Linked DNA regions of Homo sapiens: all the other regions are linked to region 1. Evidence: chromatin contacts called from ENCODE Hi-C or POLR2A ChIA-PET data. All regions are on one chromosome and are shown on one strand. The core of a region is the stretch at or near the end of the contact, and the rest is flanking DNA. Distances in the headings are between cores, read along the strand shown. Region 1 holds the start of ADAR (adenosine deaminase RNA specific). Region 2 holds the start of EFNA3 (ephrin A3). Region 3 holds the start of PMVK (phosphomevalonate kinase). Region 4 holds the start of HAX1 (HCLS1 associated protein X-1).

Region 1 (4,008 bases), core at 1,137-3,636:
GCTGAATTATGGGACTTAGGGGTTCTCCTATTAGCTCTTTGAGTGACCTTGGGAAAAAAAAATTGTGTTTCAAAGTGGCTAGAGTCAGTTAAAAGCTAAATGTTTTTTAAACTGCTACTCTTGGCCCAAATCTGGAAAATATTTTAATGTCTGTCTATAGAAGAATTAAATTATGAAACATTCATTCTATGGAATAGTACTCACACGGTTATTTTTTTTCTTGTGAGACGGAGTCTCGCTCTGTTGCCAAGCTGGAGTGCAGTGGCATGATCTCGGCTCACTGCAATCAGGCTGGAGTGCAGTGTGATCTCAGCTCACTGCAATCTCCGCCTCCCGGGTTCAAGTGATTCTCCTGCCTCAGCCTCCGGAGTAGCTGGGATTACAGGCGCACGCCACCACACCCAGCTAATTTTTGTATTTTTAGTAGAGATGGGGTTTCACCATGCTGGCCAGGATGGTGTCGATCTCCTGATCCGCCCTCCTCGGCCTCCCAAAGTGCTGGGATTACAGGCATGAGCTACCACGCCCGGCCAGTTATTTTATTTTTTTAAAATGTGTCATATCTATTTGTATTCACCTGGGGATAATTTAGGAATCATATAATGTTCAATAAAACAACAAAAAGTTGTAGAATAGTATGTACATTATAATTTTTTTCCCTAAACAAAAAGAGAAAATCCATGAATGTGTATGTGTGCGCACAATGGAATGAACACAGAGAAAAGAAAGGAGATGTAAGTTTGCTAAGGATATCTTAGGGCAGTAGGGTTAGAGGGAGAGGAGGAGATTATTAATCTTTCTTTTTGCCCCCCTTAAATCCCCTAAACACCAAGCCACCGTTGAGTACAGCCATTTGGAAAGCTACGGAATAGGAGAGCAAGAAAGTGAGCAAGCAACCCACAGTGATCCTTTCTAAATCTCTCAGCATCACCTCTATGCAAATTACATAACAACTCATTTAACATTCATTGCCTCCCAGATTTCACTTTAATCTGGTCTCACATATTTAGGATCAAGAGATAAGCACTACCCCCTTTGCCTTTACCACACAGGTTCCACAGTGCAATACACTGACACCTGTGCAGAAATGCTTTTCCTTCAAGTTAGGCGTCCTTAATCCTTTCAAAGGAGTGCTTAAAAAAAAAAAAATATATATATATCTTAACAAAATTGAGGTATATAATTTAGATACAGTAAAATTTATCCTTTTAAGTGTATAAATCTATGAATTTCGACAATCGCCACCACAATCAAGATATAGAACATTTCTATTTCCCTAAAAAGCTTTTTCATGCCACTCAACAATCAATTTCTTCCACGATACCCAGTCCCTGGCACCCACGGATCCACTTTCCATCCCTATAACTGTGGTTTTTTTTTTCCAGAATGTCATATAAATGGACTCATACAGTATGCAGCCTTTTGAGTCTGGCTTCTCGTGCTTAGCATAACGCACTTGCGAGTCACCCGTGTTGTTACTTGTAACAGTATTTCCTCTTCACTACTAAGCAGTATCCCATTATGTGGATGTATTTCAGTTTATCTGTTAACCTGCTGAAGGCCATTTGTGTTTTCCCAGTTTTTAGCTATAAAGTGGTTAACAAGCTTTCTCCTACAGCTTAAGTGCCATTTTTAACTCCCAGAAGGCCTTCAGGAGGTGGATAAGGTGAGCTGAGGATAGTGTGCGCTGCTCAAAGTCCGAACGTTGTTCAAGTGGGGCTAAAGCGGGGGTAGGGGGTTCCACAAGGGGCCCTAGCAGAAAGGGAGACGATGTGTCTGCCTTGACATGGGCTCAGGCCTTCCTACTCAGACGGGGGCGCATTTTCCCCCAAGCCCTCTTCACGCACTGCTCCATTCTGCAGAATTAATGAGCAGGATACAAATTCACAAATTCCTAAACCAGCAATGCTGCTTGGCAAGACTACACACACACGCACACACACACACACACACTCTCACAAGACGCACAAATTCCTAAACCAGCAATGCTGCTTGGCAAGACGACACACACCCACACACACACACTCACAAGACGCACAAATTCCTAAACCAGCAATGCTGCTTGGCAAGACGACACACACACACACACTCTAACACTCACAAGACGCACACGCTACGCACTGCAACACAAAGCCTGTGAGGTTGTAAACGAACCCAGACGGCGGCGAAGGTCCAAGGCCGGCCCGGCTTACCTGCCGCGGATTCATTGCGCCCGCGAGGCATTGCCCGGCCCGACCCGCCGGCGGCACGACCCTGGCCCGACCGCTGGGCCGCGCCAGCCCCTCGAGGCCCCCACGCCTCCGCTACTCCGCACTGGAAGTGGCCCCGGGGCGTCGGCACGGGAAACTCCGCGGGTCTGCGCGCCGGGCCCAAGATGGCTCCGGTTCAATTTCGCTTTCGTTTCCTCGGAAAGCCTTCCCCTCCGGAAAGTTTGGCCAAGAGGAGGGGCTTGAGCAAATCTTGCGCCACGCTTGGTTTCAGGCCGGTTACAAGTCGAACCCCTCCGCTGCATGAGAACTACGGAAGGTACTTTTTTTTTTTTTTTTGAGGCGGAGTCTCGCTCTTTTTGCCCAGGCTGGAGTGCAATGGCGCAATCTCGGCTCACTGCAACCTCTGCCCCCCGGGTTCAAGCGATTCTCCTGCCTCAGCCTACGGAGTAGCTGGGATTACAGGCGAGCGCCATCACTCCTGGCTTTTTTTTTTTTTTTTTTTTTGTATTTTTAGTAAGAACAGGGTTTCACCACGTTAGCCAGGGTGGTCTCGAACTCCCGGCTTCAAGAGATCCGCCCACCTCGGCCTCCCAAAGTGTTGGGATTACAGGCGTCAGCCCCCGCGCCCGTCCGGTACTGTTTAGGAAAACCGCCGTTTCAGTACTGAGCTCCTAATTCCCCGCACAGGCCGTAGGCAGGAATACACGAATAGAGCAAAAGGAAAACAAAGGCACACAAAACCTCAGGCCAGAAACAGCATGACGCCCGGTCCTCCCTCTCTCCGCGCCAGCGCGGTGGTGGCCGCGTCTCCAATGTGGAGGGGGGGGGGAGGGGATGGGCGGGAGCGCAGATCTCGTCAAACGACCAAGGTCCCCACCGTGGGACCTTGTTAATGCTCCTACTATGTTATAAACTTAAGCAAGCAGATGCCAGCCAGTAAAAAGTACCAAGAGTAGCAACAGCAGCAGTGAACAATTTAGGATCTAGGTCATAAAAACTACCCCACCAGGCAAATGGTTAAGTACTTTACATGTATTATCTCCCTTAATCTTCACAACAGCCCTCCAAGGTAGGCATTATTCCCACTTTGCAGGTGTAGAAACCGAGGCTTGACTAAGGCCACGCTGCTGCCAAATCCAGGTCTGAAGGCTTTAGTAAAGCTCAGTCTTCAGCGCTTCTCTACACTCATTCAAATTACACCATTACTTTCAAAAAGATAACTTTTGTTATCTAGAGGGACAAAAGTCAAATTTGCTTCATGGTCAGGCTTCTCTAACTGCTGGATTTTTGTTCAAGGTATCTGGGAAACGATTATTCTAGGGTTCAACACCATCCTCACCTGTGAGAATGTTCTTTCCCTGTGTTTAATCTTAATTTTACCCCCATGCTTATGAAATTACAAGGCAGTCCCTTTATAGCAGTATCTCCAGCTGATGCCCTTTCATGGTGTTAGTCACTCCAAATTAACATTCCCTTGCAGGCTGGGCTCTGTCTTCCTTCTGGGCCTTTGCACATTCTATTCGTTGGCCTAGCATGCACCTCCTCCACGGCTTCCCGTGAATCAACCTTTCAAATTTACAAGGGAGGCCTTCCCCACAGCAGGTAGGGGGAGAGGAGGGGGAGCAGGTGCTGTTTGTGGTTTCCTACTCCATGCTTCTCGAGTTACTGGGCGCCTACCCCTAATAGGGCACTTGCACACTGCGCTAAAAACGCCCCATTCGATCATTTAACAAAACTTTACTAAGCACCTAATTATGTGGCAGATACTGTGTTAAGCACCCAGGATATGACACAAATA
Region 2 (4,180 bases), core at 1,013-3,512, 470 kb after region 1:
TAGTTTGTGCATGGCACAAAGGAGCCACCCAAGGGGAAGGGGACATCGGCCCAAGCTCCCTCACTAAGACAGGGAGCCACTAGAGCCACCTCTCACTGAAGGAGGCAGCACCTTTGTTTTTGCACAAAGGCACCACTTGCCAAGAGATGCACCCTAGGGACTGAGCCTGCAAAGAAGGGTCCTTTTTCTAATTCACACAAAGGCCCAAATCAGCTAGCAGCCCTATGGATAGAGGCCCAGGTAGACAAAGCACTAGATCCCACGGACACAGGCCTAGCTAGGCCCTATAAAGAGTATCTCAACTTCAAAACCAGAGGCTTCGACTCCATAGAGAGAGCTGCTTAAATCCTGTAGAGAGGGCTCCGGATTCTAAGAGAAGGGCTCAGTTATTATTGGAGGGTGGGTGTGGGGGTGCCAGATTCTAAAGAGTACCCAGGCCCTATAGAAAAAGGCCCAAATTCTTAAGCAGAACCTAGATTCGATAAACAGGGATATATCTTTTCTAAAATGGAATTTAAAGTCCTAGACCAAACCAGCAAGTTCCTGTTCACTATCAATATGAGCAGCGTCTCTGCCAACTGTGGGCCCCTACAGAGAGAAGCTGCCCTTGTGGAGCAGGGAATATGATTTGAGTGGAGGGGGCTGGGATTTGTGGCACCTGGAGTAAGCAGGTTAGCATCATTTGGGTGAAACAAATCTCTCTGGGGATGAGGAGCCTGCAGGGAGGGAGAGCTGTTTGCAGAGTCCCCCACTCCCATCCCAAGGGGCCTAATTTATTTGCTGGCTCCTGAGAAGGAAGAAGAGATCTCCTGGGGTGGAGAGGAGCCCAGAGAAAACAGAGACTACTCTCACCTGGCAGCAGTCAGACACTGAACCTATTCTGGATAGCACCGCCCCTGCCCCCAGCCTAGCACCTGAGGCTGACTTGTGGTCAAGACTCTGTCCTGCCACAGATAAGCAGATAGGGAGGTGCCTGCATGTTCCCTCTCCTGAAGGATAGAAGCAAAGTAGCAGCATGCCTGTCTCCCTGGACACAGGTGGTTGGCTTGCGTTCTGAGAACCCAGTCAGGCCTGGTTCCGCCTGGTCTGGGCCTCTCCAAAAGAGAAGAGATAAGGGACAGATAGCCCTAGGTCTGGTTTCTGAACCCTTTTCCTGAACTTCTACTTCCTAGAAAGAGAGAAGAGGAGAGCAAGGAACTGTGTGTGTCAGGATGCATGTGGGTTTGTGTGTGTGTTGTGTGTGGATGGATATAGGTGTGTGCTTGGGTGTCTCTGTGCCTGATCTCTAGCAGTCTGATAGTACCCTTTCCTATGTGTGTCTGGAAGGTGTACCTGTGTGTCCATATGTCTGTGTCAGGCACCTGTGTCTCTATGTTCTCTGCCTTTGGGTGACTGTGCCTTTTTTCCTGAATGTGTGTGTGTGATGTGTGTGCTTGGGTGTCACTGTGAGGACAATGACTGTGGTGAGAGCTGGAACACAAGGTGCTCTGCCCTCTGACTCAGGATCAGCGTCTCTGAGAGTAGGAGTGAGAATCCCTGGGGACAACCCTGGCTGCCCCGGGAGGGGCCCTGCCTAAGTGCCAGTGAGGAATCCTTTGTAGGTGTCCAGGGAACCCTGCTTTGCCCCAGCTGACTCTCTCCTTGACCCCCTCCTGCGCCTTGGGTTCTGGACCACTGAAGACTCTTACAGCTCCCAGTATTGACATTCTCAGGGGCTGAGCTCTTTTACTCTGCCTCCAAGATAAACAAGCCTCATGCTCAGCTGGGGGCTTCAGGTCACCAGCTGTCAAAGCCTTGGTGCCAGCTGAGGACTTCTCCACCACCCTTCTGTGCCCACCTGAGTCCTCATGCACACGGGAAAAGGGGGCATGGACGCAGCAGAGGGCCACAGTTTTCAGAAGGGAAGGGGTCCAGCCCTACTTACTAAGAGGTCCTGGATCCCCAACTTCTTCTCAAGTCTTCTCCTTCCCCTCATTCCCAGAGATGATTGGGCTTCCCTGAGATCGAGATCCTTATCTTGGGTTCCCAAATCCTTCTGGGAAATTCAGCCTGGGGAGCAAAAGACCCAGGACCAGTTGTAGCAAACTGAACTCAAGAAGGAGAGACGAGGCACGCGCTGGTCTTTCCCGAGGGGGCAGTACGGTCCCCACCTCCCACGCGTCGCGCGCTCCCGACCGGAGCGGGACGGGGCCTGTCGGGGGCGCGCCAGGGGCGGGGCTTCGGGGGCGCGCCCAGGAGGGCGGAGGGAAGGGCTGGGGGCGTGGCCTAAGGCTGGGGGCCGACGGCGGCGGCAGCAGGGAGCTGGGAAGCGGAGAAGCCGGGAGCGCGGGGCTCAGTCGGGGGGCGGCGGCGGCGGCGGCTCCGGGGATGGCGGCGGCTCCGCTGCTGCTGCTGCTGCTGCTCGTGCCCGTGCCGCTGCTGCCGCTGCTGGCCCAAGGGCCCGGAGGGGCGCTGGGAAACCGGCATGCGGTGTACTGGAACAGCTCCAACCAGCAGTGAGTCGGGGACCCTGGGAGTCCGCGCGTCCCGTCTCAGTGAGAGGGGGAGCCGGTGGGCCCGAGAAGTCCTGGGGGATCCCGGGGTGGGAGTCCTGGGAGACCAGAGCTGGGGGCTGGGAGGGGACGGAGAGGGGGACGCACTCTGTGGGCGTCTAGGAAACTCGGGGGTGTCTGAAGAGGCTGTTGGGCTATAGTAAGGAGCGCTCGGGCCGTGTGGAGGAGGCTGCTGGAGGGGCCCCCCACCCCATCTTGGCTTCTCTCCGCACCCGCCGCTGGAATAGCATGCCCCTGTCCCATAGTCCCACCAGTTGGGCTGGGGTTTGGGGGTAGCGCTGTGCTGGGGATAGGCCGCTGCATTTTGGGGCCCAGGGATGACCTGTTTTTGGCCATGAGGGCTTCCAGGGGTTCTGTCTAGGACTCCTGCTTTTAAAAGTGGGGTCCAGAGCTGAGGCAGGGAGTCCGACCGAGCACCTCCCTAGAAGGAAGGCGAATGGGTTGTCTTGGTTGTGTGGATAAGCCCGGCTAGGGTGAGCTAGGGCTGGGTCGCTGAGTTGGGGGGCCCTGGGAATGCTGCTTGGTTAGGATGGGAACGTGGGGTACCGGCGAGACGGAAGGCGGCAGAGAGATGTCGGTGTGTCACACACGCACACACACGCCCGGGCTGGGGACGGCGAATGGCTCCAAGTGTGAGCGGGCGTGCGCGGCTGTCAGTGTGCGTGTGTGTCTGAGTGTGTGATTTGTGTGTCTGCGTCGGCGATCGTCTGGGGGTGGGAGCGGGCTGCGGGTCGGGGAAGGGGCTGCGGTCGCTGTCCGCGCGGCCAGCTGCGTCTGGGCTGGGGTGGCTGTTGGCGCCGCCGCGGTCTGGGCGGGTGTCAGGGCGGCCGTGTGGTTTCCCGGGGTGTGTGGCGCGGTGGCCGGGTGCTGGCTGCGGGGCCGGGTCCTCATTCTGCTCAGTCCTTGCTGCCCTTGTCTTCTCCTCCCCGCCAAGCCGCCGTGTGTATCTCCCTGGCCACATCAGTGTGTGTCTGTGTGTTAGTAGGGGGAGATCCCTGGGGACGCGGGGGTCACTGTCACACCTGCCCGGGCGGTGGCGGCAGCACTGCCTCTGGCTGCCCACCCCAGGGACCGACCGACCAGGGAGCAAATGGCCAGACCCCAGGGGAGGGGACCGGGAGGGCCGGGCGGCCGCGACCCCCAACCTCTCGGAGGAGGGGCTGCCGCTCGCCGCTCCGCTCTTTGTTGTTTGGGGCTCCGCGCCTCCCCCTCTCTCCCTCCTCGCGCCCGGAGTGTCAGACTGGGGGTGGGGATGAGCCAACGACGCCCCCCTCTCGCTTCCCATGGAAACCTCGGGGGTGGGGACGTGGCCCCTCCCCCCCGGAGCGGGACTCCAAGAACTCCGGGGGGCGCTGGGGGCTGACTTTCCAGCTCTATCTAGCTCAGCCCCCTCCCCCAGACTCACACGTCCGCCCCCCACCCCGCTAGAGTCTGGCGGGGAACGGAGAGCTCGCAGGTGAGGGGCCCCGGGTTCCCCGCCACCCTTGGAGCACCTCAGCGTTCTTAGGGGAAGCCAGAGCCGGGGAGGATGCGGGAATAGGTTTGGTGGGGGGAGGTGTTGATCAGGTTCCCCTCCCCCGCATACACCTGGGCGCAGGTGAAAGCTCAGGGAGCGGGTGGGGGAGCCC
Region 3 (4,008 bases), core at 915-3,414, 330 kb after region 1:
TCAGATGAGGAAGCTGAGGTTGTGAAAGGAGGATTGACTCCCCCAAAGCAACACTGCAAGTAGTGAAGCCAAGATTGGTAAAATAAATATAGCCAACATTTAGTTCCTGCACCTCTGCTAGGTGCCAATAATTATTCTAAGCCCTTCACACACATTATCTCATTTAATCCCCACAACCACCCTATTATCATCCCCATTTTACAGATGACAAAACTGAGACGCAGGCCAGGTGCGGTGGTGGTTCACGTCTGTAATCCCAGCACTCTGGGAGGCCGAGGCAGGCAGATCACCTGAGGTCAGGAGTTCCAGACCAGCCTGGCCAACATGGTGAAACCTGTCTCTACTAAAAATACAAAAGTTAGCTGGGCATGGTGGCACACACCTGTAATCCCAGCTACTCGGGAGGCTGAGACAGGAAAATCGCTTGAACCCAGGAGACAGAGGTTGCGGTGAGCCGCAACCTGGGTGCGCTCCAGCCTGGGTGACAGAGCAAGACTCCGTCTCAAAAAAAAAAAAAAAAAAAAAAAAAAAACATGAGGCACAGAGTGAATGACAGATGTGTACAAGATCACACACTAATCAACAGTGAGCCAGGGTTTGCATCCCAGCAGTCTAATTCCAGAGCCTGTGCTTCGGACCACTATTTGACGTCAGGGTTTGGAGGTGAGGAGAAATGCAACTTAGGAAAAGGTGGTGAGATACTTAGTGATGAAAAATTCAGGTGGTGACCTCTGCTCTGGGCTCTCCCACACCTTCATAGAACCCCCGTGGTACCCAAAAGCAGCTTCCTGGTACCCCCACCACACTGGCCTTCAAGAGGAGAGGAGCCCCACTTTCTCCCCAACCTCTGCTCTCCTAGCCCAGGTCTCAGCAAAATGCTCCTGCACAGAAGATCTTGCTTTGACAGAAAACACTGTGCAAAAGGTATTATTATTTGGGGAGGCAGCCAGATAAAACAGAAAGAAACCAGTCCTTGGCGCAAGATAAAGTTGAATTTGTTTGGGTTTTTTTTCTTTTTGTTTCAATTATATATTAATTGCTGAGATGCCCATCATGAACCACAAAGCTGAATTTGAATCCTGGATTTGCCACTTACTTTGTGACCAGCAAGGGTTTTTTGTTGTTAACTTCGTATGTTATTTTATTTTATTTTACTTCGAGACAGGGTCTCAGGCTCTGCTGCAAGGACTGGAGGACAGTAGCATGATTACAATTCACTGTAGCCCCCAGGTTCAAGCGATCCTCCCACCTCAGCCTCCTGAGTAGCTTGGACTAGAGGTGCTCGCCATCGCACTAGGCTAACTTTTCCATTTTTTTGTAGAGACTAGGGTCTTACTGTGTTGCCCAGGCTGGTCTCCACTACTGGGCTCTCAAGCCATCCTCGCACCTCTGTCTCCCAAAGTGCTGGGGTGACAGACATGACCACCACACCCGGCCTGTTTAACTTTTTAAGAGCCTCAGTTTCTTCACCTGTGAAATGGAGATGCTAATAATGGCACACAGTACCTAACAAAGAGGTGAAGAGGGTTTTTTGTTTTGTTTTTTTAAGACAGGGTCTCGCTCTGTCGCCCAGGCTGGAGTGCAGTGGCCAATCTCGCCTCACTGCAACCTCCGCCTCCCGGGCTCAAGCGATTCTTCTACCTCAGGCTCCTGAATAGCTGGGACCACAGGCACGCGTCACCACGCCCAGCTACTTTTTGGATTTTTCGTAGAGGCGGGGTCTCGCCATGTTGCCCAGGCTGGTATCCAACGCCTGGTATATAGAAAGTGCCTTCGTAGGAACCATTATTAATGCTTCTCAGAGAGACCTGCAGCTGAAGGTCTTTGGAGAGGTGGTCACCTGCTTCTTTGAGGCTCGCCTGTGTAGACTACTGTTTTATGTAATGGTGGCATTCCACCTTCCCCAGCCCAGTGCTCCTCCTGCCTTGCAAACGGACGACCCGTACTCCAAAGCTCACTCCGTGACACCCAAAAGCACTCCTCGTGTCACGTGATGCGGAGAGCTCCCCCTTCCACCTTTCCCGCCTCACGGACACCTGCTCTGCAGCGCCTCGGTCACGAAGTCCTTCCCGGATTTCCTCTTGCCGCTGAACAGCAGTACCAGCCGCGGGGCGCCTCCCAGCGGGGCCATGGGGCCGCCACGCCTCGCGATGCCTGAAGCTGACACTTCTCCCTACCCCTAAAATCGGGACACCGCGCGGAATGGACGCGGCCACTAAGCGGAGCGGCAACAAGGAACAATCGCGCCCCTCCTCGCCGTAGCTGCGAACAGGGCTGACCGCCCGCGACCGTGCCCTCAGCTCATGTCCAAACAGATATGGGGAGAAAAGGGTGAGACACGCGGAGAGAAAGGCGGTTCCTTCACAGAGCAGCCTCCCCTCGTGAAGCTCCCCCACCCGAACTCACTTAGAACAGTCCAGCCCCGCCCAGAACCTTCGCTCACAGCCTGGCCTGCTTAACTGACACCCGGGGAGGAACCGGACGCGACTACCTTCCTCCGAGGGGGGTGACGTCTGAAATTTCCTGAGGTGAACCCCATGTTCCCTTCCGCGCAGCCCTAAAACTTTAGGAAAAAAAATCTCTGGAGTGAGATCACGTTGGAGACGTTTTGGAAACTGCCCTTTTGCCTGTGCGTTATAGTACATGTGCCACAGCAAATCTGCGCGCGCCCCAGAGTGGGAATGGGTCTTCCTGGGGGCGTAAGGCAGCCCTGACGCGAGCGGCGTGTCTGGCCACGTCATGTCGGGGGAGGAGCAGAATCGCGCACACGATATTTCATTGTCAAGCAGATTTTATAACCCGAGACGTCACTAAGATGTGGCCCTTTAAGCCCGGCGAGAAACCTTTGATTGCTTTTCTAGCCGCAGCCTCCGGCCCAAAGGTTTTCGGAAGCAAACGGCGTGGGTGACATCAATAGTAAGGGAGCGTTGAATCCCTAGATGAGATTGCCTGGTTTCATCCGAAGTCTGGCTCCCAGCCAGAAGTTTGAGAGGCAGGATAAGAATAATCTGTCCTTTCCCTGCATCCCCGGTTCTGCCTCTTCCCGCAGTAGGTGACGGGTTGCCCCAGCTGAGTACGTCGAGTTGTTTTTGGCTATGACTTGCCGTCCTGCATTTTTCTGAGCATGTCAGAACAGAGCCTGCAACTCATTACTGCCTCCACTAGAGAAAAAGTGTAGTGTGGAGACTTAGGGAGAAACCATTAATTTCCTGAATGTTGAAAAGAGGCACAGGAGAGTGGTCAGATGCAAAAAGAACAGACTTAAGGAGGTGGTTTTTTGTTTTTTGGGGTTTTTTTTGTTTTTTTTCAGCAACCCAGAAAACACTGCACTCATCAACGCCCTAGAAGGCAGCACAGAGTGGATTTTCAGTCCCAGCTTGGACACTTAGCAAGTCACTCTGAGTTTACCACTGATAAGGCCCACTTCCCAGGGTTATAATAAGAAAGGAATGAAGAAAATATATGACAAGGTACAATAAAATACTTTGTAAGTTCTCAAGTATCATCCAGATGTAAGGGGTTGTTATTTATTCTTAGCACTTCGTCATTCAACACAGAATCAGATTTTCCAGCTCATCTTCAATAAACATGTATTTGGGCCTCCACGGAAAGTCCACATCTCCTGTTTTACCTGAGTCACATGGAAGGAGTCAGAACTTACTCCCGGAGTCTCTTTCCTCACCTGACCCAATGCACGCCCCTTACCTCCCTCTCTGACTCTGAGATCCAGCTCCCTGAATACCTAGTGAGCGATCAGAAAACTTCCCCCAGGCTCACGCCTGTAATCTCCGCACTTTGGGAGGCCAAGGCGGATCACCTGAGGGCAGGAGTTCGAGACCAGCCTGGCCAGCATGGTGAAACCCCATCTCTACTAAAAATACAAAAATTAGCTGGATAGCTGGACGTGGTGGCGGGCACCTGCAATCCAGCTACTCAGGAGGCTGAGGCATGAGAACACTTGAACCTGGGAGGCAGAGGTTGCAGTGAGCCAAGATTGTACCACTGCGC
Region 4 (4,044 bases), core at 644-3,143, 340 kb before region 1:
TGTCAGATGAATTAGTTGAAGTGGTTTTTTTTTTGTTTTTTTTTTTTTTTTGTACTGTGTCCTCAAATTTAATGGATTAATGTGTCTTGTATATATAAAAAGAAAACCTCTACCTTCAGCCTCTGCCTATTCTTGCTCCGTCTAGGACATCCTCAATTTCGTCGATGACCAGCTTGGTGAATAAGTATTACTGTACCAACTGGGCCTCCTCTAGCAGGCCCCTGAAGGCAGTGGAATAAAATGAAATCTTCGCCCTTTAAGAACTCCTGACCTTAATGTGGTAGTAGTATCTTGTCCTTGAGGGGATTTCCTTCCCCTCACCCCTAAGACTTTCACAACCTGGTGACTGGAAAGAACCACCACAAATCTTCATTTCCTCCAGAAACTGCTACATCTACAGCCGATTTCAGGCAGTAAAGGGAGAGGGATAGAGGAGATTGGGTGGAAAATGGAGAGGATCAAGAAGGAGCTGAGACCATTTCAAAGAAAAAAAATGCTTTATAGAGTTTTAAGTATGACTTAGATGGGTCCAGGCAAATAAACTAAAAAGAAGTGAAGGCAACATGTATCGTCTGGCAGAACTAAATCTTGGAGTGGGGTGAGGGATGAAAGACTACATATTGGGTACAGTGTACACTGCTCGGGTGATGGGTGCGCTAAAGTCGCAGAAATCACTAAAGAACTCATCCATGTAACCAAACACCACCTGTACCCCAAAAACGAAATAAAAAAACAAAACCTTGGGGCCCATTCCCCCTAGGAATGGACTACTGTAGTAGTGGCTTCTTGGATGCTTCTCTGTGACATAGCTATACCCAATTCTTTGAAAAAGAATCTAGAGCAAGGTCTGGCTTGGGGATGGGGTACAGGGAGAGACAGGTCTCGGAGAGGTTTTGAACAAAACACTTTTAAAAAGGAATGAGGACAGGCGCTTTGGGAGGCTGGGTTGGGCGGATCACCTTAGGTCAGGAGTTCGAGACCAGCCTGGTCAACATGGTGAAACCCCGTTTCTACAAAAAATACAAAAGTAGCCGGGCGTGGAGGCGCATGACTGTAATCCCAGCTACTCGGGAGGCTGAGACAGGAGAGAACCTGGGAGGCGAAGGTTGCAGTGAGCCGACATGGTGCCACTGCACTCCAGCCTGGGAAACATGAGAGAAAACTCTGTCTCAAAAAAAAAAAAAAAAAAAAAAAAAAAAAGATACCAAAGGGATATTTCTTTATAACCCCCAATTTGTTCCTTCTCAGGACTCAACTAGCTTCCCTTCCCTTGCTTTCTTAAAAATCCTTTGTCTTGCTGGTTGCAGAGCCTGCTTAGAAAAAAGAATTCTATATAGTTATAACAAACTCCCTAGTAGCTAGAGAGGTGGAGGAAGTTAAGTCCATGCGTCTCTTATGTCTTGATCTCTTCTCTGGGAAATTCAATACTAGAAGGAGCTTGGAAAAGCATTTTGTTCATCCCTCTAACAGCAGACATCGCCCAGGTCAGTCAAAAAGAACGCCCGAGTAAGGAGCGAGGTGGCTTCTGCTGTGAGGCTGGCCAGCCCCGCGGGTGGGGTGGTTGAGGGACGCCCTCAAGCCGGTCCATTTGTGCGGCTGGGCTGCCCTCTGGCGGCTTTATCCGGGTGCCATCCAGAGTCAAACCCTCGAAATCGCTTTTCGTACTGAGTTGGTCTGCAGAAAGAAGAACAGATTTAGGAGGAAGGCGGTCATAGGAAACTGAAAGTGCGTCACGCCCACTCCCGTCACGGAAACTGGTCTCTGAAAGGTGGGGTAAAGATAAAGCCTTTCAAATTTGAGGAAGACCTTCGGTCCCGCCTCCATTTCACGTCCGGCTTACCGTCGTTTACGACAGTGTCAGGATCGCGGGCTTGCTTTCCGGTAGCGTGGGCTGACGCCTCGCTCAATTTCTCACAGGGCTGCGCAGGTTTCCCCCGTCTGCGAATGGACCACTGGAGGGGTTCAAAGGTTCGCGTCCCAGTACGGGAATGAGCCTCTTTGATCTCTTCCGGGGCTTTTTCGGCTTTCCTGGACCTCGGAGGTGAGAGTAGGTCCGGCTCGGACAAGGGTGGGGGTCGTCTGAGGGGAGCTTGACCCCTACGTCTTATTTTTGGAAAAACATCCTCTGTCCCACTCCTTCAACTCCTGCAGAGAGGACAGAAGTCGCAACATTGAACACTCACCCCGCCACAGTAACCAAGGCGGTCATTAAGAGGAGAAACAGCAAACTAAGCCTTTCTCCAACCTGGGGTGATGCAACAGGGACCCGGGCGGGGAAGACCGTGAGGGTCTGGGGAATAAGACAGTGAGCAAGTGAGCAGGACCTTGGGAGAGAGAGGAGGGACTGGGGCACACTGAAGAAAAACTGGGGGAAGGTGTATGAAGGGAGCTGCGAGCTGAGGTCTGACTTTGATTAAAAAAAAAAAAAAAAAAAAAGAACTGTCAGCCATTGTATTAATGTTTTGATGTGGCAGCCAGTCCTCCGACCCTCTCCCTAGCTTCCCAGACCCCTTGCTCTTGTCCCACTTTGCCACCCATGAGTTGATTTAATGGCTTAAATAGTGCTGAAATATTGGTGGCCAATCTGCCTCCACTCTCAGCCACAGAGATCCCTTTTTTGGAGGGATGACTCGAGATGAAGATGATGATGAGGAAGAAGAAGAAGAAGGGGGCTCATGGGGCCGTGGGAACCCAAGGTTCCATAGTCCTCAGCACCCCCCTGAGGAATTTGGCTTCGGCTTCAGCTTCAGCCCAGGAGGAGGGATACGTTTCCACGATAACTTCGGCTTTGATGACCTAGTACGAGATTTCAATAGCATCTTCAGCGATATGGGGGCCTGGACCTTGCCTTCCCATCCTCCTGGTGTGTGGCTTTCCCTAAGGGGCAACCTGTGGTTTCTGGTGGGTTGGTGGGTGAAATAAAGAGCCTGCAGGGAGTAGCTGGGGGATGGGAAGTGTGAGAAGACTGATGATTTCAGAGAGATTAATAGAGCCCAAGTCCTTTCCCATCCCAGCAAACACCTGCCACCTTTCTGCAGAACTTCCAGGTCCTGAGTCAGAGACACCTGGTGAGAGACTACGGGAGGGACAGACACTTCGGGACTCAATGCTTAAGTATCCAGATAGTCACCAGCCCAGGATCTTTGGGGGGGTCTTGGAGAGTGATGCAAGAAGTGAATCCCCCCAACCAGCACCAGACTGGGGCTCCCAGAGGCCATTTCATAGGGTGAGTATCCCATCTGGTCCTGAAGTGAGAGCTTGTGAGAGACCACTAATAAAGTGCAAAGACTGGCTAGGTGCGGTGGCTCACGCCTGTAATCCCAGCACTTTGGGAGGCCGAGGTGGGCAGATCACCAGAGGTCAGGAGTTGGAGACCAGCCTGGTCAACATGGTGAAACCCCGTGTCTACTAAAAATACAAAAAATTAGCCGGGCATGGTGGCAGGTGCCTGTAATGCCAGCTACTCAGGAGGCTGAGGCAGGAGAATTGGTTGAACCCAGGAGGTGGAGACTCCATCTCAAAAATTGTTTGAGACCCAGCCTTGCTCTGTTGCCCAGGCTGTAGTGCCGTGGCACAATCTCAGCTCACTGCAACCTCCAATTCCCAGGTTCAAGTGATTCTCCTGCCTCAGCCTCCTGAGTAGCTGGGATTACAGTCGCCTGCCAAACGCCCAGCTAATTTTTGTGTTTTTAGTAGAGATGGCGTTTCACCGTGTTGGCCAGGCTGCTTTTGAGCTCCTGACCTCAGGTGATCCACCCACCTCGGCCTCCCAAAGTGCTGGAATTACAAGTGTGAGCCATCATGCCTGGCCAAAGATTGCAATTCTTGTTTGAATCTGATAGCCTTGGGTTGGAATCCTAAGCCCTCCATTTAGTGTTTTCTGTTTTCTATATTAAGCTTGTGGGATTTTCTTTGGGGGGAGATGGGTGTTCTGTTTCTTTTAAAAAACAAAAACAAAAAAACACCACTGGTCTAGATAATTCTTGGATAAGGCAGGATTGTGCACAGAGGATAGGAATATATCAGTTCAGGAAGTCTTTCTGG

What was found. A loop is a pair of places that touch in the nucleus more often than their neighbours do. ChIA-PET counts read pairs that join two places held with the same protein, here RNA polymerase II (POLR2A). Pooled maps may share reads with other maps.
Region 2: a map with no recorded cell type shows a loop between it and region 1 (11-fold over the local background). The contact joins the promoter of EFNA3 here to the promoter of ADAR in region 1. A Hi-C loop is called at or near these places in 3 of 37 single-sample maps with no recorded cell type and 8 of 50 pooled maps. POLR2A ChIA-PET finds 5 or more read pairs at or near these places in 4 of 52 experiments (B cell, H1, MCF 10A and 1 more).
Region 3: a map of CD8-positive, alpha-beta T cell shows a loop between it and region 1 (17-fold over the local background). The contact joins the promoter of PMVK here to the promoter of ADAR in region 1. A Hi-C loop is called at or near these places in 10 of 168 maps with a recorded cell type or tissue (B cell, CD4-positive, alpha-beta memory T cell, CD8-positive, alpha-beta T cell and 5 more), 35 of 37 single-sample maps with no recorded cell type and 24 of 50 pooled maps. POLR2A ChIA-PET finds 5 or more read pairs at or near these places in 18 of 52 experiments (BJ, CD4-positive, alpha-beta T cell, CD4-positive, alpha-beta memory T cell and 14 more).
Region 4: a loop to region 1 is called in a pooled map, with 8 times the contacts of the local background. The contact joins the promoter of HAX1 here to the promoter of ADAR in region 1. A Hi-C loop is called at or near these places in 3 of 37 single-sample maps with no recorded cell type and 9 of 50 pooled maps. POLR2A ChIA-PET finds 5 or more read pairs at or near these places in 2 of 52 experiments (GM10248 and HEK293).

What each region holds. Positions count from the first base shown.
Region 1 is chr1:154,605,800-154,609,807 of GRCh38, forward strand. It overlaps ADAR (adenosine deaminase RNA specific), which reads right to left and starts at 2,387. Exons shown (of 15, transcript NM_001111.5): 1 at 2,193-2,387. The coding sequence starts at 2,207. RefSeq lists a silencer at 2,161-2,270 and enhancers at 2,271-2,660, 3,330-4,008.
Region 2 is chr1:155,076,575-155,080,754 of GRCh38, forward strand. EFNA3 (ephrin A3) reads left to right here and starts at 2,263. Exons shown (of 5, transcript NM_004952.5): 1 at 2,263-2,495. The coding sequence starts at 2,368. All of the region lies in intron 1 of EFNA4-EFNA3 (EFNA4-EFNA3 readthrough), which reads left to right. RefSeq lists silencers at 2,182-2,341, 2,372-2,521.
Region 3 is chr1:154,934,555-154,938,562 of GRCh38, forward strand. PMVK (phosphomevalonate kinase) reads right to left here and starts at 2,165. Exons shown (of 5, transcript NM_006556.4): 1 at 2,037-2,165. The coding sequence starts at 2,131. RefSeq lists a silencer at 1,615-1,714 and enhancers at 1,671-2,613, 2,435-2,634, 2,614-3,555.
Region 4 is chr1:154,270,736-154,274,779 of GRCh38, forward strand. It overlaps HAX1 (HCLS1 associated protein X-1), which reads left to right and starts at 1,894. Exons shown (of 7, transcript NM_006118.4): 1 at 1,894-2,041; 2 at 2,601-2,863; 3 at 3,039-3,226. The coding sequence starts at 1,989. UBAP2L (ubiquitin associated protein 2 like) reads left to right here. Exons shown (of 27, transcript NM_014847.4): 27 at 1-112. RefSeq lists a silencer at 1,510-1,650 and an enhancer at 1,788-1,957.